Regions from separate parts of the Homo sapiens genome. Here regions 1 and 2 are each linked to region 3. Evidence: read pairs that join two places in POLR2A ChIA-PET (ENCODE). Cell type or tissue: OCI-LY7. All regions are shown on one strand. Region 1 overlaps ARMC8 (armadillo repeat containing 8). Region 2 overlaps ARMC8 (armadillo repeat containing 8). Region 3 overlaps ARMC8 (armadillo repeat containing 8).

The links. Peaks named below come from ENCODE experiments on the same cell type or tissue, not always from the same donor. Only the 100,000 strongest peaks of a DNase experiment are listed, where the experiment ranks them.
Region 1: POLR2A ChIA-PET joins it to region 3 with 5 read pairs; 3 of 35 experiments call an interaction of 5 or more read pairs at or near these places.
Region 2: POLR2A ChIA-PET joins it to region 3 with 9 read pairs; 2 of 35 experiments call an interaction of 5 or more read pairs at or near these places.

What each region holds. Positions count from the first base shown.
Region 1 is chr3:138,241,727-138,249,726 of GRCh38, forward strand. ARMC8 (armadillo repeat containing 8) reads left to right here. Exons shown (of 22, transcript NM_001363941.2): 11 at 57-257; 12 at 3,362-3,457. Among named protein-coding and RNA genes, the nearest start is that of ARMC8, 58 kb to the left of the region's middle. In OCI-LY7, no CTCF peak of the experiment used is centred here; no DNase peak of the experiment used is centred here.
Region 2 is chr3:138,220,050-138,228,049 of GRCh38, forward strand. It overlaps ARMC8 (armadillo repeat containing 8), which reads left to right. Exons shown (of 22, transcript NM_001363941.2): 3 at 1,877-1,948; 4 at 3,340-3,482; 5 at 3,587-3,684. Among named protein-coding and RNA genes, the nearest start is that of ARMC8, 37 kb to the left of the region's middle. In OCI-LY7, no CTCF peak of the experiment used is centred here; no DNase peak of the experiment used is centred here.
Region 3 is chr3:138,293,226-138,301,225 of GRCh38, forward strand. ARMC8 (armadillo repeat containing 8) reads left to right here. Exons shown (of 22, transcript NM_001363941.2): 22 at 2,634-5,148. The coding sequence ends at 2,667. NME9 (NME/NM23 family member 9) reads right to left here. Exons shown (of 11, transcript NM_001349018.2): 11 at 7,774-8,000. Among named protein-coding and RNA genes, the nearest start is that of NME9, 33 kb to the right of the region's middle. In OCI-LY7, no CTCF peak of the experiment used is centred here; DNase peaks (open chromatin) are centred at 3,576 and 4,886; H3K4me3 peaks cover 1,828 bases; H3K27ac peaks cover 2,600 bases.

The DNA.
Region 1 (8,000 bases), 51 kb before region 3:
ATGCTTAAGCTTTTACCTTTACCAAAAAGCAAATAATTAATCTCACTACCTTTCAGACATTACCTTGTTTGGTTCGAATGTGCAGTAAGGAGAGATTACTAGAGGAGAGAGTTGAAGGAGCTGAGACACTTGCCTATCTGATTGAACCAGATGTTGAGCTACAGAGAATCGCTAGCATAACTGATCACCTCATTGCCATGCTTGCTGATTATTTCAAGTATCCCAGCTCAGTGAGTGCCATCACTGATATTAAAAGGGTATGTTATTTTCCTTTTTTAGCAGCTCAAGGGAGATTTTTCTAAAGTTTTTCTTACTGTTCACAGTTTTGAACCAATTGATAACTACAGCTTAAAGCCCTTTTAAATAAAGGTTCTTTTATCTTTGGTAACATAGATAATATTGCTTTGTGAATTTTTGAATCCAAGTTGTTTAATGTTTATTGTCAGAAAGTTTTTACTGAGCAGATAAGCAATAAAGAAAATTGCATCCTAACTCCCCAACTAAACCTCAAAAGTAGTGGATTCTCCAAGCTGGGTATTGACATAACCGTATAATCTTATTCTTGGTCATGGAATCATCTCTGTTGTTACATTCTCATTCTTTAGGTCAGGAGTAATCTTTTTGTTACAGGAGACTAAGTTGTCCCATGTTACTTTCCACCACAGTCTATTTTGTTACCTTTCCCTATCTTCTCTTTTTCCCAGTTTCATACTGTGCTTTGGGCCTGCTAGTGACAGCTAAAGCATCATTTAATCTTGAATTTGGGACCAAAAAGGCCAAATTGTGCTTTTTCTGAAAACCTAAGTTCCTTAGAATAGATCGGTATTTATTTTGACTTGTTGCATCTCAGCCTGTTTGCCCTATCCATTTCTTTAAGCATAGGAGATGAACATTCTGTAAGAGAAAGTTTATTCAAGGAGGTCATGGTAGAGAGAACATTGCCTCTTAATTAGTAGCCAGTACTGTTTCATGAATGTAACTGTATTTTTCATGCCAGTGGTTCCAATGGTAACTATTCTCCTTTTGACCTCTCCCTCATGCTTTTGAGTTTCAAAAAACCTCATTTGGTAGGCAGTTGTTCATTTGGCTTTTAACTTTGAAAATAAAGCAAACTATTAAGGGTATATCTTTACTCTGTCTTAAGAAGGGCCTAAAATAACCTTCACTGGTATTTGTATTAGTAATGTACTCTACTCTCTGGGTATTAAACTTATGTGTCTGCTCTTCTTTCAGTAGTGGTGTTTTTCCAGTAGAAGTGATGGGTTACATACATTTAACCAGTTGCCTTGTCTGTTTTCCTTCTGGTCATTTTTTCACACTGACACTGTATCTTACCAATACAAAGATACATGAGCAACCCTTAGCTACTGCCTCATGAACGCCCTGAGTTGACCACCCCAGGAAGGCAAATAAAATGTTTTGATGGCCATGAGAGTAAGGAAACAATTTTAAGAACATGTAGCCTATGCATATGCAAATCATTTAACTAGTACGTAGATTATCCCTTCTGTTAGTTTTTCCATTTCATTTCCATCAGAGTAAAACTGTAACAACAATAATCCTTAAAAATGACATCGTAATACCAAACTTGAGTAATAGTTTGTTTTGTCATCTTTATTTTTGATGATGGATTATCCAAAGGTTTCTGACCCGAAAAGTATAGACACTAGACCCGTAAAGAGAAATCTTCACATGTTAATAAATTTGTGATTTTCATGATATGTTAGTTCAAGTCAGTATTATATCTTAATTTATGACTAGAATGTAGTTAAGACTTTAAGAGTAGATACTTTTAGAACTTATCAAAGTGAGTATTCTGTATTGGGAAGTTCTTCCTATAATCCATCAGTGTCTGCTTTGAACAGAAGTTTTGGAACTATTAAGAATTGCCTTCAGAGCCACCCCAAATTATATATATATGTAAAATATATATATTGTCTTTTGCTTTCTGTGGAATTTTTTGTTACCTACGTTATATTACCCAACTGAATTTCTCCATCTTCACACACAGTCAGTGACAACTAAAAGTCTCATCATTGATCAAGCTATACCACTGTCAGTGTTTTCTAGCTAATAATACCAGTTAGCTCTTTAGGAAGTTTCAAAAGAGGGTCTCAGAATGTTATGAACAACACCTACATCATTGGATGAGTGAACCTTTCCAAAGTAACTTCTTTGGGAAAAGTGGTATTCATTTGGATGATTACATTAAGGCTTTTAGTTACGAGGTTATTTATATTATTGGTAGACTTTGTATAGTTACTTGGTCATAGTCAGTCATTGAAAGTATCCTGAAAATATGCTTCTGTTTTATCTTTACAGTAGTTTGGTGATCAAGTTTATAGAAGAGTTGATAATTAGTTATGCATGTTTAAAGATACCATTAATTGCTTCATGCTGATAATTTTGATAATGTTCTTGAAAAAACCCATACCCAACATAAATCTCAGATAACTGTAATAGATAATAATGGTTACCATAGTATACGGTTTGTTAAGCATTTTCACAATGGGTTCTCTGTTTCTAAAAGCTTTTTATTTTATTTATTTTTATTTATTTATTTATTTTTGAGATGTAGTCTCGCTCTGTTGCCCAGGCTAGAGTGCAGTGGCGCGATCTCGGCTCACTACAACCTCTGCCTCCTGGGTTCACACCATTCTCCCGCCTCAGCCTCCCAAGTAGCTGGGACTACAGGCGCCTGCCACCACGCCCAGCTCATTTTTTTGTATTTTTAGTAGAGACAGGGTTTTATCGTGTTAGCCAGGATGGTCTAGATCTCCTGACCTCATGATCCATCTGCCTCGGCCTCCCAAAGTGCTGGGATTACAGGCGTGAGCCACCGCGCCCGGCCTCTAAAAGCTTTTTAAATGCCAAAATTAGGCCAGCACTACTCTTAATGTTTCAGAAAATTAAGGGAACCCTCCTAAAGACATTGTTGCGATTTCATTCAGGTTATCAGCTGTAGTCTGGGGCTAGAGAAGTCCAGGTGTGCCTTCTTTTGAAGGAGAACATTTCAAAGAGCTGCTGCAAGCAAGCATTAGTGCCAGTAAAGCTACCATTTAGGAACACTGAATTTTTCGGAGTCAGAGATTCACAATGGTTTTTCATATATCAGTGTCAAATATAGTGTTCACTTTTAAATGGAAGCATATTGTGTGCATTTTAGGTCACATTGATACGAACACTGCAAAGTCTCAGTGCTATGTGAACAGAATCCAAAAATAACTGGGAAATGTAGTTAATGACTGGGAAATTCACTAAAATCTAAAAGTTGTAAACTTTTTTTTTCTTCAACTCAGTTAATGTTATTGAAAGTTGAATTTATGGACTGAGTTGGAACATATCCTTTTTTTCCCCATAGCTTGATCATGATTTAAAACATGCTCACGAACTCCGCCAGGCTGCATTCAAGCTCTATGCCTCTCTTGGAGCAAATGATGAAGACATCCGGAAGAAGGTGAGTCTGGGAGAGGGGCGTCCCCCAGTCCTGACAGCCAGCAGGCAGGGAGTGACGTCAACCTGAAAGTCGTGGTGAAGAGCACTAACAGTGACTGTTTGAATATAATAAAGCAGAGTGACTAAAGGCATAATTGAAGAATGAATGGGACCCGGATTTGGGGGGTTGTTTGTTTGTTTTTAGAACATAGAGTGGCATGGCCGTGCTGGAATGACAAATAACTGGCGTGCTTTTTTTTTGTGTCATTAATATGAATTATTATGTTGCACATTTTTGCATGTGTTCTGATAAAAATCAATTCTAGCACTGTGAAGCTTCAGACACCTTGAAAGTCCTAACATTAGAATTGTAAATGTTATTTATGGAAATACCTTCCAATGCTATTGAGAAATTCAAATCTCTATTGTATATTGTTCTTTGATATGTGGCTTAGTTTTATGTTTTGATTTTTTTTGCTACTGTGCAAGTTTAATGTGAATAAAATCTTTGTGGAATGATGATTTTATGTTTAGTGAGTGGTCATCTGAATTTTCCAGCTCCCCAGAAAATGTATGCACTGGTATAGCACCCTTATGTTACTAAAGCCTAGTCTAACACTGAACTCATGTTCTTGATGAGAATACTTCTAGATGAGGAGTATAGTGGTAAGTAAGCTCTGACTTGGCTCCTTCCACAAACCAAAAAGCTGGAACTTACCACTCAAAAACATGTATAACCTAATAAATTCTACACAAGGCTTTCAAGACCATCAGAGAGCAAAACCACATGTTCTGTCTTGAGGAGCCATAGCAGAAAGAGCAAATTAGTCATTATTTACTGAACATGATGATTTACTAAATCTCTCCATCTGCATTAGTATTTTAAGGAGCACTGTGAGAGAAATCACAAAGTATTAGAGTTTACCATGATTCAGAGAAGTTCTTCAGGCCTGTAGAAAGAGGAGTATGGAACAACCTTACATTTGTTGAAATAACTTGAAAAGGAACCATTTCTTGAAGAAACTGAAGTAATAGCAATAAGATTTGATGTGTGAGTAGCTTTGATTTAAAATCAATGCAAAAAGCACAACTAATAAATTGAATGTTTCCATGTACCTCACTTTATTTCAGTTAACAAGATACTTTGACTTGAAGTGTTTTTAGTGTATCCCTATGAAAATCATTTTTGGTACATCTAAGTTTTCACTTATAAACTGTTATTTCAAAGCAAACATACTAGTGATATATATATGATTTATGGATGTTGACGCCAATGTTCAGTTTGGGTACGTTGGTGTATTGCAAGGGGAGAGGCTTTTATAACAATAGATTTGAACATTTTTAAAAAATTGGACTGTGTAACTTAAATACACAATTATTTGGTTTAGGATGGTTATTAGGGCCCATTAGAAACAGGAGAAGTATTTTACCCATTCTTAAAGCTCTAAAAAACCATCTCATGGACTGAAAGGTAGATAGACAGATGGACCACAATGGGAAATAGGATGTCCATTTGTACTTCTTTGTACTTTTTTGTTAATAAACTGTTTTGGAATTAATGGCTTAATTTGTGATATCATGTTCTAGAAATACCTGCAACATGACAGTCTAATCAGTAGTCTATTAAAACTTGTATTCATAATGTGTATAATTTCCTGGTAAGGCTAACTCCTGATCGTTTCTGTAGAAAGATGACAAATAAAGAAAAAGTTATAATTATTAATTATAGTTTTTTGTGTGGTAAAGCAAAGATACTGTGATATTATGTAATGGGGCTTATATAGCATTTTAAGGAAGATATTTAATTTCTGGGAAATTAAGTGTTTGAATAATTTACAGTTCATAGTAACTACTGAAGAGATAAATTGTAAAATGGAAACTATAAAGTAATTTTGTGATAAAATCTACTTGAAGACTGGCCATAGGCGTGGAAAAATTTTATTTTCAGTGTATAAAAAATGATAAATAGTAGCACTTTTCTTTTGAGTGCATTTCTTTTCCTTTTTTGTTGTTGAAATAATTATTTGGGTAGATTTTTATTTACTTTCTCCATGAAATATTTATTTCTTGTTTACACTTATGTCTTATGAACTTGACTGTATTTTTTGTGTAGATCCTTAAAGTACAATGTTTATTGTTTGATTTTTTTAAAATGCAATGTTTATGCTTGCCAAGATGGAATTTCAGTTAACTGAGTCAATAAGTAGAGAAACTGAGTTAATGAGTGGAGAGTCTCTGAAAGAAATTTAAAGGACTGTAGATCTACTTCCCTCAATCCCTACTTCTCCCCCTCAAAAACCAACAAAAAGTTTGTTTGTTTCAGGAGAAAAACATGAAATGTTCAGTTGGTCTGCCATTTAAATTAAAAATGAGAACATAATTCAATACATTCGGTAAATAACATGTATTCTAGTGCCCTATTATGGCCAGTTAAGGAAAGGAGGCAGAATGAAGAAGAGAAAATAAGCAAAGTAGAGACAATGAGAGGTATACACAGTAGTAAAGGAGAAGGACGCTGGCCTCTCTTCATATAATTGTGTCTCTTTTACTGCTTCTAAAGACTTCTAAAGGTCTGCTGTGTTTTCATTTCTTGATACCTTCTCTTTGGGCCAGAGAATATTAAGCTGAAGATGGAATGTGACTTGTAGATCAGAGATTTACCACCCCTGCTTTGAAGCAGTGTTGGTGTATTCCCACTAAAATAAACCAACTGTATAACATTCCCTGGAACTTAATAAGCACTCAATAAATATTTGTTGAATAAATATAGAAATGAAAATGCAGAAATCGTACACAGAGTGACTTTTTCTTTAATTTGTTTGGACCTTTATCCTGCATGGAGCAAAATTGGTATTCTAATTCCGAGTGTTGCATCCTTTATTACTCTATGGCATACTTGAAAATTTCTTAATTTATTGTGGTGTCCTGTCAGCTAGAGTGAAGGAGGATGGTGCTGGTGGAAAGAGTTGTGCAGGTGAGAGTGAAAAATACTACCATTGACTGTGACATGAAGAGGGAGAAGAAGCCCCAGAAAAGATGGAGGATCACTGAGCCTGGCAACAGTTGTGGCCTGGCCGTGTTAAACTTAGAAGAATTCAAGCTACCTGTAATAATTGATCCTGACTCTGAATGGATTTTGGTTAGAGAGAGTAAGAGCATAGGCAGGAATTGAGAGCTCAGTGGAAGAAGGGTCCAGAACACATTAGCAGTAACTGCAATGACAGCAATGCCAAGTAAAAATTAGCTCTCATCTCTGCCAAAAGGAAAATCTAGTTTCTAATGATAGCCTTTACCATATATTAATGCTGATTAGGAAGCAGAAGTCCAGTTAATGGGATATTAAAAATGGAAGAAGTTAAGATACGAAGCAAAATAGATCAACAAACTATTTCAAGTACTGGCATCCCCAGTCAGTGATTAAGTCAGAAGAGGCAGCAGTGGCAAACAATCCTGTAATTTTGAGATAGATTCTTCTATGACAAATAATTGCTGTTATGAAGACCATCACTTGATTAGGACCTGTCGATCACCAGTTAAGTTGGAAGTTGAAAAAGGATTATCCTCTCTTACTCTTCAAGTAACTAGTAGAACTTGTTAGAAATGTTAGTGAAAATTAAGGGAAATTAGAAGTAAAGTGTAAATTAAAATTCAAGGAAATTGGTATACTAACCAGGATGTTGGTTTTATTTTTGATAAAAGTAAACACATTGCAAATGTTAAGTACGTATTGTAACCTTCATTCCCCTGGGGCACCTGACTAATGGAGCCTTGGGGAAAGTTTTCTGCTTCAATTTGAATACGTATATTTTAGCTGGAGATTTCTTTCGAGGAACTAGAATGTAAGCTCCATGAGGGCAGGGATTTATTTGTGTTTTGTTCATTAATGTATTCCCAGCATCTACAACACTGTCTGTGCATAGTTGACACTTAATAAATAATTGATGAATGAATGAATGAATGAAAAAATGAACACACAGACAAATGGATGAATGAGCAATATTGCATTATTAAGCACCCATTATCTTATATGCTCTTGTCTGCATTAGGAACTTTCCTAACCTCACTAGCAATTCTGTCTGTGTGTAAAGACAGGAAATTTGAAATGGAGAAAATATACCTCTGGTCATATAGTCAGGGGTTTCACTGTTATACTTAGCATAGAGAAAAATGCAGGAAATTCCCATTTTTTCAAGAGGCAGGCAATCCTGAGGGCTTGTCTTCTGCTTGCTTGGCTATCAATCAAAGAAAACATGTTTTATGGTATTGTACTTGCTTCATTTCAAAATAATTTTGACCATTATTTCTTAATTAGAAAATATAGAGTTTTTATCTTTCTAGATGTATGATTTTTTTAAAGTTTGTATCATTCACACGTGTGAATCTGGACCAGGTTTTCTAAGGATAAAAGTATGATTTGGTTTATAGAAATTAACCTTTCAGGAATCAACCTATTTGCAAGGTTATATATACTGATATAAAGTATTTTTCCAATTAGTGTCTGATTTTTAAGATCAGTTACTCAATTCTGCATAGACTGATTGAACTACCTGCATTGTATAATATTG
Region 2 (8,000 bases), 73 kb before region 3:
AGTAGGTAGGGGCTGGATAAATGAATGTTCTACATTAGTATAGGCAGAACACATTAAGAGAAAGGAAGACAATGAAAGTGAACAACAAGCTGGTAGGTTAAGGTCCATATGCTGATGATTAGGAACTAAAGCCTCTAAAGAAAACAGGCATCCATGAGGATGCGGGAGCTTAGAAATCTCTTACTAACTTTAACTTTGCTAATTGATCCTTTGATATCATATAGTTTTATATTCATGTATCAGAACTTGCTAACAACCTCAGTAAACTTCATTCAGTTCAGTCCCATAAACAACAACAAAAAAATTGCTACTTATTTCTTGTAAACCATATAGAAGATCTGAGGGATACTTTACAGAGGGATAGGTCAGGCCTGGAAAAAAAGCCCTACCCTCAGGCACTGAGCTAATGGAAGAAAGACCAGGCATTCTCAGTATTTGGCTTGACTTGTAAAAATGCCATTCAGAAACTTGTAGGGAAAATCTGCTTTTAGCACATCACTAGTTGTTGCAGTATTTTTCTGCAATAATCAAAAAAGGCAATTGAAGACAAGGGTTAATCGTTACCAGGTTCTTTAATGCCAGTAAATATGATTGGTGTTAGAAATGTATGCTGACTATAACATTTATTTGTTGATTTTTTTTTCTTTTTTTTTTTTTTGAGATGGAGTCTCGTTCTGTCACCCTGACTGGGGTGCAGTGGCGCGATCTCTGCTCACTGCAACCTCCACCTCCCCAGCTGAAGTGATCCTCCTACCTTAGCCCCCCAGGTAGCTGGGACCACAAGTGCGTGCCACCACACCTGGCTAATTTTTGTATTATTTGTAGAGATGGAGTTTCGCCATGTTGTTCAGTCTGATCTTGAACTCCTGAGTTCAAGCAATCTGCCTGCCTAGGCCTCCCAAAGAGCTGGGATTACAGGTGTGAGTCACCGTGCCCGGCCAGGGAAGTTTTTTTAAACATTTTATTAGTAGTACTGGGTTTATTTTGAGCTATTTATTTTTTCTCTACATTTCCTTTTGAACCAACCACAAATTTGTGAGCCAAGTGATCAGTGGTAGAGGTTCTCTTATTGTGGAATAGAGTTTTGCTCCTGGTGAAGTATAGAGCTCTGTATAGCTAGAATAAAAAATACTGTGAATATCTGAGAAATGTAAAAGATTCTTTGTTATTTTTTAAATCGCCTTAAGAGATAACTGGCTGCTTAAGCAAAAATAGTAACAATGTATTATGTTGTTTCTAAGCAATTTAAAAATATTGTATAACAGCAGCCCAAAAAATGAATGGGAAAGTGGAAATACATATGCAAGGCTCTTAAAATACATGTGCAATGGGCTAATATCACTTGAAGACTGACTGTGATAAATTAAAAGATGCATTGGAAAATAACAAAGGAGTACAGTTAGTAAGACAATAAAGCAGATAAAATGGAATTGTAAGAAATAATATATAAAGAAGTAAAAAAAAAAGTGAACAAAGTGTGATCATTGAAACAAGGAGTTAATGTTCTGTGGGCTGTTTTTTCTGTTGTTGTTGTTGTTCGTTTAACTCACTCCCTACTCTTAGAGCTGAGCGTGAGGGTGGCCTGTATTCCTTTGTATCCAAAGTATTGGTAGGTACCCTTTCTAGAAGAACTCAATTCTGTACTGGAAGTCTTTCGCCAGTACTCAGGATATCTCTCACTTTCTACAATACGCCGTTTTACAGCCCCCACATTCACTCTGCACCTATCTCTATCCCTTCATTAGTACTTTAGGTGAAAAAAGGTTAGTGCTTTTACTTTGTCAAATCTAAGATATTGCATAATGAAGTAGAATGATCTTTGATTTTTCTTCAGTGCTGTCTCAACATACTTTATTTTTTCTTCCCCTTAATTCAGAGACATGAAAAATGCTGTAATTGGAAACAACAAGCAGAAAGCCAATCTCATTGTTTTAGGAGCTGTTCCAAGGTATGTTTGCTGTCTCACCCCTTTCTTGCCATTCATACTAGTTTCTAATGTATTTCTTACTCTCAATTATAGAACCCATTTTTCCTGTATTGTCTGTCTAATTCTTAAAATAAATCCTATTTTTAAAAATAAATGTAAGTATTTAAACTATCTTTAAGGAAAAAAATTATAAAGTAACAGAGAATGTAGTAAGAAGTGAATGTGTTAATACATTTTGGAAACTCAGGAAGACCTTTGACCTGATGACAAAAGGGTTCGTAAAGTACATATGCAATGTACAACAGCCTGATACTTTCTTCTCCATTTCCTTAGAGCCTTGGCAGTTTTTTGTGTGAGTGGGTAATTTATTAGGAGCCTTAAGACCTTTTTGAATTTAAAGGAAAAAAACCCTGCTTGATTTTTAATCCAGTTTCATTTTTTAACTTCTGATTTTTACAACTTGCTGTTTTTTAAGTTAACGTAAGAAGTTTAGGAAGTTTAATTTCTTCTTTTGATGACCTAATAAGCTTCCTTTAGGCAGGCAATGACAGTTACATAACTTCCTCTTTACTTTTGCTCCTCAGAGCTAAGTTTTCTGTGCAATTGCTATTAGCTTTTCATTCAGAATTATTTATTATTTTGTTTTTTTCTCCTTATTTTCTGGTTTTGATACAGAATTAATGGTTTAAGTGTTTTAACTCACCAACCTCAAACATATACTTTAGTAACTATAAAGCTGTCAGCAGCCTTTCTTAGGGGATTTATGTTTGGTATATATAAATAGTGCTTTATGGAGCATGAGGGTCCTGTCTTAGAACATAAGGTAGATGGTTATAAGTGGAGGAAGGTTAGGGTTTGGGGAGTATTTGTTTGGCAAGCTGGGCTGGAGTGGAAATGAGAGGATCTCTTCCTTTTCCAAATGAGAGAGCTGGAGAAAGAAGAAACTACCTTTGCTTGAGGAGCTGCACAAGGGCTCTGAATATTCCCTATAGGCTCGATATCTACAAACTGCACCACTGCTCTGGATTCAGAGCAGTAGCATTTCTAGTTTGAGTTTAAGATCTGGCAGCACATGGCATTTGAGAGTCTTCATATTTTGGAGACCCAGCAGGAAGTGGTAGATGACATGGACTCTGATGACGCTGTTTCTACAGAGACTATCTGTGGACAACTTTCAGATTTACACTTTTTATAAACTCTAAGAATATGATAGTTCTTTTTTTCAAAACCTCTTCTAGATTTTTTTTCCAGATGTTTCTTTAATTAGCAGATGAGATAAACAAATGACCATTGGATTCATATAAACTCAGCCAACCATATTTTTAGTATGTGGACTGCACAGCCTTTTTTGGTCACATTGAGTCTTGTTTAAATTTTTTAGTCTCTTCGTTTATTAAGTTCCTTCTTTTTAGATTGTTGTACTTGCTTCAGCAAGAAACCTCAAGCACAGAGCTGAAAACTGAATGTGCAGTGGTGTTGGGAAGTCTTGCTATGGGTACTGAAAACAATGTCAAGTCTCTACTGGACTGCCATATTATCCCTGCCTTATTGCAAGGTATGTAGGGAAGCCATTTTTGCTCAATTAAGGTTAAGAATCAGTTTGCAGTGCTTTAAATACTGGTTGAAAGGATTAGTCCTAAATCTCATTTCTGTTAATAGGACTACTGTCCCCAGACCTGAAGTTTATTGAAGCTTGCCTCCGATGCCTGCGTACCATCTTCACCAGTCCTGTCACTCCAGAGGAGCTACTGTATACAGTGAGTTTTAGATGTATTTGAGACATTAGTTACATTTCACCAACAGCCTACTCCTAATTTGCTTAGCATCTTCAGACTCATCATAACTGTGTTATGTAAAAAAGTCTCAGTTGGTCATGGTGGCTCACACCAGTAATCCCAGTGCTTTGGGAGGCTGAGGTGGGAGGATTGCTTGAGGCCAGGAGTTCAAGATCAACCAGAGTGACATAACAAGACTCCATCTCTTTTTTTTTTTTTTTTTTTGAGGTGGAGTCTTGCTCTGTCACCCAGGCTAGAGTGCAGTGGCGCGATCTCGGCTCACTGCAACCTTCACCCTGCCAGGTTTAAGCATTTCTCTGCCTCAGCGTCTGGAGTAGCTTGGATTACAGGCGCGTGCCACCACACCCGGCTAATTTTTTGTATTTTTAGGAGAGATAGGGTTTCACCATCTTGGCCAGGCTGGTCTTGAACTCCTGACCTTGTGATCCACCCGCCTCGGCCTCCCAAAGTGCTGGGATTACAGGTGTGAGCCACTGCGCCCGACAACAAGACTCCATCTCTACAAGAAAAAAATAAAAATAAATTAGCCTGGTGCAATGGCTCATGCCTATAGTCCTAGCTCATGAGACTGCAGTGGAAGGATTGCTTGAGCCTAGGAGTTTGAGGTTATACTAAGCTATGATGGTGCCCCTGCACCTCAGCCTAGGTGACAGAATGAGATCCTCTCACTAAAAATAAAAAATGATAAAAGTCTCCGCTGGGTACAGTGGCTCACGCCTGTAATCCTAGCAGTTTGGGAGTTCAAGATGGATATATCACCTGAGGCCAGGAGTTCGAGACCAGCCTGGCCAACACGGTGAAACTCCCATTTCTATTAAAACTACAGAAATTAACCGGGCACGGTGGCACATACCTGCAACACCAGCTACTCGGGAGGCTGAGCCATGAAAATCACTTGAACCCAGGAGGAGACGTTGCAGTGATCTGAGATCACACCACCCTACTCCAGCCTGGGCGACAGGGCAGACTGTCTGCTTTTAGAGACTGTCTCTAAATAAGTACATAAATAAAGTCTCAAAAAGTATTTGAGTTCTTTCTTATTTCCAAATATCAGATGCTCTCAGCTTTGTAAGAAAGTGAAAGATAGTCTCAGACTTTGAGGAATTTACAAGCTATTTTTAAAAAGACCCATTTTTATCTCTCTATATGTAGAACTTAAGTTTATTTTACGCTAGATGAATGATAGGGAGTTCAGCTGACTTTCGGTTGAAATCCAGCAGAGTAGGCTTTGCAGAGAAGCTAGAATTTAATCTGGGTTTTGAATAATGGATAAGACTTAGAGAAGTGGAGAGGAAGGCATGAGGCACCGTGCTCAGCCCAAATTCATTTCTTCTGGCTTTTTTTTTTTTTTTTTTTGGAGACGGTGTCTCTCTCACCGAGGCTGGAGTGCAGTGGAGGAATCTCGGCCCTGCAACCTCCGCCTCCTGAGTTCAAGCAATTCTCCTGCCTCAGCCTCCCGAGCTACTCAGCTGGGCCTACAGGCATGTGCCACCACGCCCAGCTGATTTTTGTGGTTTTAGTAGAGACGGGGTTTCACCATGTTGGCCAGGATGGTCTGGATCTCCTGACCTCATGATCTGCCCGCCTCGGCCTCCCAAAGTGCTGGGATTACAGGCGTGTGAGCCACTGCGCCCGGCCTCTTCTAGCTATTTTTCAATATACAATAGATTATTGTAAATTACAGTCACTTTACATGGGGCTTTCTTACTGACAGTTAGGCCAATATTTTTAAACACTCTTATTCACAGTTCACAGCAAGAAGCATATTTTCCATTGCCTCACTATACATGTCAGTTTGTGTATGTGTGTGTATATATGTGTATGTATGTATGTGTATGTGAAAGAATCCTGAGACAAGTTTCATGACATTGTTCCACAGATGTAATGCCCTCTGGTTTCTATGCTATCATTTTTCATTCTTTAAAAAAATGGTGGTTGTAATTATCTGAGCTAACACAACGAATCATATTGTCAAATTGTACACACAGGAGTCAGAGATCTTATCCAGAATCAGGCTTTATAAATATTTCAAGACTGTAAGTAATCGAGGAATAGGCAAAGCAAGCATGGAGAGGAGACATGTCACATGGCTCCCTAGTCTGTCCTTCCTACATCAGACACATACTCCTCTGGCACTTAATGATACATAAGGTGGTCAGTAGGTGAGATTTATGGGTCACCTCACACAGTAGGGAGCACCTAAATTATGAAACATTTTATTTTCTTTTATTTATTTTTAAGATGGAGTCTTGCTCTGTTGCCCAGCCTGGAGTGCAGTGGCTTGATCTCGACTCACTGCAACCTCCACCTCCCAGGTTTAAGCAATTCTCCTGCCTTAGCCTCCCAAGTAGCTGGGATTACAGGTGTGCACCACCATGACCGGCTAATTTTTTTTGTATTTTTAGTAGAGACAAGGTTTCACCATATTGGCCAGGCTGGTCTCGAACTCCTGACCTCGTGATCCACCCGCCTCGGCCTCCCAAAGTGTTGGGATTACAGGCGTGAGCCACTGCGCCCAGCCTAACATCTTTATTTTATACCTCATGGTTTTGTGTGACATTCTTCAGGGAGTCATGCCTCATAAATCTATAGAGTGTTTACTGTAGTCGTTCTCAGACTTGAAGTTGCACTAGTATTACGTGGAGGGCTTGTTAAACAGGGTTTGCTAGACCCCACCTCCAGTTTATGATCCAGTGAGTCTTGGGTTTTGCATTTCTAACAAATTTGCAGGTAACTCAGATGCTGCTGGTCTCAAAGTACTTTCTTTGAGAACTGCTGGTTTACTATAAACATCCTGCTCAAAGGATCCCATAGAGGGCTTAGTTAATATCAGTTTATTTTCCTGTAGTTCATATTGTAATGTTTGCAAAGAGAGTAAGCCAGTCACCTGTCTTTTTTACCCTGGAAGTTTCTCACCTACCCTCAATCCCATAATAAGGGGAGAAGTTGATCCTGGCCAACTATTTAAACTCCTTCCACCTCACTCTCTAAACTGATTGATGACCTACTAATGGATCCTGGTGCACCATTTGGAAAATTCTGATCTATGCCAGCTGTTTTACATGAGAAAATTGAGACCCCTGGAGGTTAAATTTAGAGTATCTAAATTATGAAAGATTTCAATTTTGTGCCTCAGCTATTTTATGCCTCCGATATTTTATGTCTCAGAGACAGTGGAGAACTTGTGAAGAGTTGAATTGGGGAAGAACTAGTACAGTGTTTCAGTGTAATTAACTGACTTCCATGAGTTGGAGTGTGTAGAGGCCAGCTGTTTAAAAAGCTGTTTGAGCAACTCTGGCAGTAGAATAGAGATGGGGTAGGTAGTCCAGTAAAAAGACAGCAGGATTTCTAGTTTGAAATTGTGTTTATCAGATGGGTGATTTTGGGCAAATTTCATATTTAATAATTGTTATTTGCCTTAATCATCTGTAATCTGCAGATATATAGACACAATTGACAGAAAGGTGCAGATGGGAAGAAATGGGATGGGGGCTGTTGTAACTGAGGGAAAGTGAGGAATGTGAGAACATAGAGAAAAGGAAGGAGGTGGAAATAGCTTTAGGAGCCCAATAGAGGCTTTTTAATCTACCTATTTGCCTTTTCTATCTTAGCTGCTACCTGCTTCACTATCCTTTGCCAGTGAAACCCCATTTCCCCTTCCCCGACTTGACATTTTCCTTTTCTTTCTGTACACTTAGTATCTGACTTTCTTTGAAGTTTTCTAAGTTTTCCATTTTGTTTTTAAACTACTTGTGTAAACACAAAGGGTTATACTAACAAACGGGGAAGAGATTCTACTTGTAGGGAATCAGCAGCCTTCTGTTTTCCTACTTGGCTTTTACATATCTTGGGCATTCTTTTTTTTCCCAAGGAAAATCCCAAATCTTATTCCTCCCAACAAGGGTGTTCTTTTAAGTTTTTTTCTTTGTCCTCTGTTGTCTCTGGTGAGGATCCTCAAAGTATGGTCTGTGGACCAGTGGCATCAGCCTCATTTGGAAGCTGACTCAGGATCCTACCCCAAACCTACAGTATCAGAGTCTGTACATTAAGTACATCTCCTGGGAATTTGCATGCACATTCCTTCTTGAGAAGCATAACTTTTGTGATGTCATTGACTGGGAAGCTTGAGCTAAGTCTCCTTTTTTATCTGTGGTTCCAGCCAAATACCTTTCAACTTTTAACTCCTTCTGCTTTCTTTTGTTGTTTGTTTTTGTTTTTGTTTTTTGAGACAGAGTCTTGCTCTTGTCTGTCATCCAGGCTGGAGTGCAGTGGCGTAA
Region 3 (8,000 bases):
GCTTACCATCCTGTAGGCTAAAGAAGAATAACTAGGCTGGGCGCGGTGGCTCACGCCTGTAATCCCAGCACTTTGGGAGGCCGAGGTAAGCGGATTATGAGGTCAGGAGTTCGAGACCAGCCTGGCCAACATAGTGAAACCCCGTCTCTACTAAACTCCAAAAATTAGCAGGGCATGGTAGTACGTGCCTGTAGTCCTAGCTACTGGGGAGGCTGAGGCAGGAGGATCACTTGAACCCAGGAGGCAGAGATCGTGGTGAGCCGAGATTGCACCAGTGCACTCCAGCCTAGGCAACAGAGCAAGACTGTCTCAAAAAAAAAAAGAAAAGAGGAAGAAGAACTAAAAAACTGCAGCCCAAGGCTGCTGGTCAGATGAGTGTACCATCAAAGTCAAGTCCATCCACATGCTGAAGGCTGGATCTGAGCTTGTACCTTGAGGACTGGAACCTCCACCTCCACAGCTGCTGGCATAAACAGTGGGCTCTGTCAGCCCATCTTTTCTACCTGAGAGCCAGGTTGTTCACTGGGGGTTTTATCTCATATTTATTCAGAAGTAAAAACAAATTTTACTTAAAATCATCTCAAGGATGACATAGGATGGTAGGATAGGCCTTACCAGCATCAAGTGGGATAGGTTTAGCCTGCTTGCTTAGACCACTCTGGTGCTGTTTTCACATAAGTTTTTAGCTCTTCTTAAACGTAAACCGTAAAATAATAGAATCAAGGTCTGAGCTACCCAACCTGAGTCCATCTAAGAAAGGGTGATCTTGCCTCCAAAACCATTCTTCTAAAAAGACTCCTTAGATAATGACAGTAGAAAGACAATAAAGGTACAGTCTCTGAGACCCAAAATAATCAAACCTAGCCAACCTCTGAATAAGATCCAGAAGGAGTTTGAATTTGGCAGATTTAAAGAGCAATACAGAATTTCAATCAAGACCCTCAGTTAAGTACAGTAAGGTCTATCACCTGAAGAATATATCTCTCAGGTTCCTTTTGTCGTTAAGACTTTGATCCTTTGACTTTCAGATGCTTACAGATGAGAAGCTATTGCTAACCAGCCCTCTCCACCCAGGCTTGGAGGGCTTCAGGGTTGCAGGGTCCCAGAGCTCCCGCCTCCATCAGAACTGTTCTTCTCAGCCTCTTTAAGTATTTGGGGAGTCAGGTGGATGGTCTGTGGCATCATTCATAAACTTGTTTCTGAAAATGTCCTTGTAGAACCCTACTTGCTCATAACTTGGAGATAATCTTTCTAGAGCTTTCTGTTCTGATGGATTGGACTATTCACAATATCATCTTTAGAGTCTTATATAATTGCAAGAATACACCTTAGTATACCACTTAAAAAACTGTTGTGTCCATTACTGCAGAAACTGCACTTGAATCCAGCTTATTGTATGCATAGTCTACTTGGTATTAGTTTGATCAGCTATTGTACCTGAACATTGTAGACTTTCTTTCCATAGCTTAGAAGAGACCATTGCTGAAACCTGACTTCCTAACTCCCACGATTACAGCCTCTTTAGAAACTTTACCATGTTTGTGATAGGAATAGTAAAGGAGGCCTCCTTGGGCCCACCTCAAAGGAGGCCACTTTTACAAGGATCAGGATAGATTAAGTCACTGTTCACATTATTTTTTGGTTTGTTTTTTGGGTTTTTTTGTTTGTTTTTTGTTCTTTTTTTTTTTTTGAGATGGAGTTTCACTCTTGTCGCACAGGCTGGAGTGCAATGGCACCATCTCAGCTCACTGCAACCTCCACCCACCAGGTTCAGGCCATTCTCCTGGCTCAGCCTCCGAAGTGGTTGGGATTACAGGTGCCCGCTGCCACACTCGGCTAATTTTTGTATTTTTGGTAGAAACAGGGTTTCACCGTGTTGGCCAGGCTGGTCTTGAATTCCTGACCTCAGGTGATCTGCCCTCCTCAGCCTCCCAAAGTGCTGGAATTACAGGTGTGAGCCACAGCACCCGGCCTACATTCTATCTTTTCCTTTCCACCTGGCCACCTTCTTCCCCCATCACCGTAACAACACACATCTCACATTGATCAGTTATGGTGTCATCAGGTGTGATGAGAAGAACAAGATGAAATTGTAGCCTTCTTCCACGGTTCTGAGGCATGTGAAGCATAAGACAGCCTCATCCCATGGGCTCTTGGCCCCTTCCATGCACCTTCTAATCACCTCAACACCATTTCCTCGGTCAGTTTTCTTATTTGCTTCCCAGAACCCTAAGTGTTCTCCCTAGTGTTGTGCCTCACTGCATAAAACCTACATGGCAGTAAGAAAAAGTAAAGAATGTAAGACCTATCACAACTATATGCCAGTGACAAAAGAAAACATAGAATGTCAGCACATACCAGGGACTGTGGAATGTCACTGAGCTGCAGCAGGTTTAAGTGCAGGAACAGCCCTCTGAGAGATCCACAGGAAGAAGAATATAGCCAGAGTAGATTTCAGGTGTCTACCCACTGCAGATCTCTTCCCCTTAAGGTAGGTGCCCACCTGGGCTCACCCCAATTCCCTCTGGAGATTTACTTTTTTAGACTTCCCCAGCTATCATCATTGAACCATAGGGTTTTTTACCCCAATTACAATTCTGAGATGATGGCTAACAGGAATTTTGTGATTTCAGGGCAAAGATGGCACTGCAGCAGTACCTGGCATGATGGGAGTGCCCCTGGGCACCTGCGAGCATCCCACCTCCTTGTTTAAGGAAGTACAGGAACCAGCCTCATTTGATTCCTTCTATTTGCACAAGTCACCTTGGACTGCAGGGAGCTGTTTTGCAAAAGCAGTTTAGTAGGCTTAGATCTCAAATTCATCTTGAGAACATTTTTTTGAGGTAGTAATTTCCTCAGAAGACTCTTGTGTTTTGTTTTGGTTTTTTTTTCTGAGCTACTCGGACTCTTTATTAGAACAATCAATCATTTTCCTTTGGACCTACAATTTTTGCCTATGCTGCAGCCACTTTGTGAGTGAGAATGAATATGTCTGTGTGAACACACAGGCATGCGTGTGTATGTGCACGTACATGGGCCAGAATGAATGGATGTGTGTGTGTGAGGGATACCTCAGATTTTTCTTTTCTTATTTTGTGTGAAAATCTCTTTTCTACAGATTTTCCAGGGTTTAAGCATTGCTTGCTGTATAAAAAACTTTACTGAATTATATACAGTTTGAATGAAATGTTATTTTAAAAACAAAACAATTGTTAAGTGTTCCATAAAGGTTATGTTGAATTTTGGTCAGATGAATATTTGTAAGTAAAAAATATATGCATTTCTGAACCTCAACTTACATAGATTTTCTTTATATAAAAAAAAAGAAAAAAAAAGAAAAAGTTGGCTATAGTTGGCCTGATTAACAGGCACTATACATGGTGCTGTGCAAAATAGTAAGCTAGCATCTTACTGCCGTCAATATTAGCAGGTACAGAGCCTTTTTTCATCCTAATTCAGTAAGTTCTCAGGCTTCCAAGTCAAATGGAGAAGTAAAGTGAGGCAACAGATTCACCATAGGCTTTTTGAAGCATCAAAGGGAAATATAACTACTGATAGTGAAAGCCCAGCCATGACCCAGATGGGCTTACCCTTGACAGGAACTGGGGACCAAGAGCCTCCCAATTGCCCTAACTCCTGTCATTGGTATTAGCAATATCTGGCCAGATTTAGAACCAGTCATGGAAACTTGTGCTCAAACTAAAAGTAGGTCATCACTTCCCAGAAACAGAATACCTTGTGCTTCCTGAAACAGCATATATCACTGTGAAACTAAAGAATATTCTACAGACACCCCTGTAGAAAGAAACAAAGAACAGGATAGTTTAGAAAGCTTTCTGTTAGCTGTATTCAGCAAATTTCATACTAGTTGCTCAGGACTGCTAGTTGGTATGCTTTTGTAAAACGAGATTGAAATTTAATAAAAGATGCAACTAAAATCTTTCCTGCATGAAGCTAAAAGCACTCAAGTTGAGAGAGGGGCAAGGGAATCTCCCCAGGATGACTGAAGATGACTTCTTTTTACAGCAAGTACTGTTAGCCTTTCTGCACCCCTTAGCTTGGCCCCTGCTCCAACTTCTGGGTCAGCAGCAAGGTGAACTCAACAGAAGTTGCTCTTGACTGTTTGAAGGTAGAAGCAGCCTACCTTTTCTCTTTGCTAAAAGAAGGTCAAAGGCTTCGCAACCAGGATGCAAGGTCTGCGGTCCAGAAGCTTGCGGTGAGTGTGTGCCACTGATGGAGCTCCAAGCCCACCCACCAGCCACTCCTGATGGGGTTGCTCACACTGCAGCTGCCCTATCACCACCCTGCACGTTCCTTGGAAGATTTAAATGTTTGGTTGCAAATGAATGTTTTAAAAATGTATTTAATGCAATTTTTCCTGCTCTCAACATGACCACCCAAGATTCAAACACAGAGACTTCCAAGTTACTATTTTTTCAGAACATCACCGATTTTAAAATCTGTCACAACAGGACTTGGTTTTGTGCAGATATCAGAGTGCTAATGTGAGAAACCCAGTTAAAAGAAAACTTAGTTTATTGGGAAGAAAGCCTCAGGCCCACTCGTTTCTAGAACTGTGAAAATATCCTTGGTTGGCATTTTTAACACAAAACACTATAGTGTTGGTATTAAATAGTACTAGGTAAATATAAAGAAACCAATAATGAATTGCTGAGACAATCTTGAACCCAAATAGCATTAGAAAGCTGAAGGCCCAATGAAATAACACTTTCACACTTAAACTCTGTGGATAAATTTTGCCTGTGGGTATAAACAGATGGTCAAATTAAAAATGCTTTACTATAATTAACTTTTCTGATTTGAATGAAGGGAAATGTATTTATTGAAACAAAGCTGTTTGCTGCTTTATGCAGGTGCAGTGTTCAGTCAGCAAGGAAGTGGGAAGAGTGGACATGGTATTGTGTCTACACCCAAGTTCTTAACTAAGCTTCTCGCTCTAATACTGCATTCTGTTTCTCCTTTTGTGCCCTGATTGTAATCCAAAATTTATGAACTAGAAAAGAATGTCCAATTTAATAAGTTGCATTTTTTTTTCTTTAAGCACTTTATTCAGAACAATACATGTTCTTCTGGTAGTGTTTGGATAATATGATTTTAACACATGCTAATAAAAGCCAAGAAAAATCATGGCAACTTCTAAAAAGGAGTCTGTTTTCCAAATGTCTAGAACATTAGGAAACATCAGAAGATAATGTGTACACGCTTTTGGAACCTGTGATTCTTGGTAAATGAAGGGCTGGGAAGTGGCTTTGCATTTCAGAGTGGGACCCAGTGCCTTAAGGTAAGTGTGGTTCCCAGAGGCATCTGCAGCAGTCTGGGGACCCCTCTCTTTTTGGCCTCCTTCTGAAGGCCAGCAGACCCTTCACAGGTGGCCACTCCCAGCCACAAGATATCCCATCCCCAATATCATGTCCACCCCCTCCATCCTCTTCTCCTTAGGTATGCCCCATCTCCACTACCACCAGCTTGCATCTCCACTACCACAGTATGCAAGAGCTTGCTATCCCTCTGCAAGGACACACAGGTGCTCTTCGTCTACTACGCACTGCCACCTTTTCCCATCTCTGAATTGTAGGCACATCTCCTATCTCAAGGCCTCACTGGAAACAAAGCCAAGGACACCTGCGCCAGAGTGGCGGGAGGATGATGAGGTGGCTAGCAAGAGAGGGAATAATCATGGTGGGAACCTCTGAGAGGACCCAAGGTAAGGCGAAGAGAGTAGGAGCAGGGCCAAGCAGGCCCCTGTTTCCCATAACTACCACAGGAAAACTTGGAAGTGAGGTCTAAGGAGGGAAGGGGGACTCCCACCCCAGATCTTGATGGAGGGCTGACAGAACGGTTCCAATTTCTTGCCACCTGGGGTAGGAACTGGTGCTGTCCCCATCCTGCCCCTTGCCTGTTTACTGGGCAGAGAGGCACATGTTTATTTCCAGCATGAGAGAAGGTCCAGGATCTGGCTTTAGGGAAGGCTGAGGGAACCCCCCAAGGGCCACTGAGTGGACTACTAAGCCACCTTTTCTCTATCTCTGCAGCCCCTGGCTCCTGGCTTTGGCAAGCAATCTGCCCTCAGGCTGAGTGGAGGTCCAGAGCCAGTCCTTAAAACCACCCTCCTTGACTTCATGGAGCCCAGCCTGCCCTCCTCGTCAGGCACTCACACCCAGGAGCCGAGGGATCTTAAAGCCAAAAACAGCACCCATCCTTTACTTCCATATTTGCTTCTGTTGTGTGAAACCAGGCCTAGGGTCTCCGCCAGTGAGTTCCATCCTCTGGGAGTGGGCTGATATTTGAGCCACTCTCGGGAACCCCCTTACACCCCATTCCCCTGTTCCTTATGCCATGAAACTTGTGGACTCTTAGAGATGCCCTGCAATGCTGAACCCACAGCATCCCTGAGTCACCAGTAATGGGAGGAAGGGGCATGTCACCATTCCTCCCACTCCTGCCCCATCACCTAGTGCCCCACTTTGCTTTACCACTGCCCTGCCCAGCTACTTCATCCATCACTGACACAAGAACACTCCCCGCCGACAGGCTCAGTTCCCCAACCTCATTTTCCCCTCTCTCCCCTGCTTTGGGAGGTCCTGGTGGCTCCATCTCTCATCTCACCAATGTTGGAAGATCCTTGGCTTCCCAGATTCTGGGGAGATCAGATGGCTGTCAGCTGGGTGCACCCCCTCCAAGTAGCTCATTCAGAGCCACACACACCTGTGGTGTGGAAGCCCAGGCATAGGGCTTCTCCAAGTCGTTTGCCACTCGTGAAGTGGGCACAGACCATATGGGCCCCACTCTTGAGCCCACTCCCAAAGGGAAGAGCACAGCCCCATGGTGGGCTGTGAGTCTGGGGATCTGGAATAGTGCATCCAGCTTCCTGACAGGTCCTGTCAGTGAGGGCTCTGTTGGGCACATTGAGATCCTGTACAGGTTCCGATGAGCACTGTGGACATGTGTGTTTCCATCCAGGGGTGGCACGAGGTCCTGGGAAGGACAGTGGCCTTAAACAGTAGGGCCTACTGAAGGTCACTGGCCTTGGTTCCCAACTGTGGGGACTGACTTATCCGTGTGTCCCCTGAGCACAGAGTGTGTTGTGGTAGGCTGACGAAGTGTGATGCACCCACGAAAATGTCCTCTGGGAGCTAACTGCCCATTTAAAGAACCTCAAGTCATGGACAAAACCAGCAAGGAGGAAGACGCTGGCATTTGCTTCGTGGTGTAGAAAATGGCCTTCTCCTCAGATAGGAAAAAGTATGCCGGCACTTGGCAAATTTACAAATAAAGTCGTTAGAGGGGGTGGCATTGTGTGCTAATAATTCCCAAGTGGTCATAATAGCTACTTTTTACTGAAATCCTGTGTCCCTCCAGGGAAGAACTGCAGAGGGATGGCTAAGCCAGGCAATTCAGTGGGAGCTGAAGGCAACCTGGCCCCACTAGGAGCTCTCAGCTTTTAAATTTAAGTGTCAGCCAGAATCAGAAGCCAGAGAAATGGGGGAGGGATGCGTCAAGAAAATTAGATGAACCCTGGTTCCAAATTTAATGTCTGAGCATTGCTTTATGAACATGCCCTGGTAATGGAGAACTGCAGATGGGGAAATCTGGCAGCATTAAATGACTGTTGGTGTGACTTGGGCAGGCAGTGTGAGGAAGCATTTGGAGCCTATTTATATCTGCCTCGGCATCAGTGTGCCTGGAAGTGTCATAGTCAATCTTGCTGCACTGTTTTCAAGCTCATGGTTACCAAATTAAGTTCTAAAATTGTTTAATTCATAAGGTAGATTTATTGTTGGGGAAACACCATCTCATATAACCCAGTATCCTCTGAGATGACACTTATATCTCACAACAGGATGTAATAACTGATGTTCAATTATTTTGTAAAATCCCAAAGACAGAGAAAAAAAACTGCGTTCTACATACTGTTTAATAAGGCAGAAAAGTATATACTATTCTCTTTCTTTACTTTTTTTTTTATTATTATTATTAAG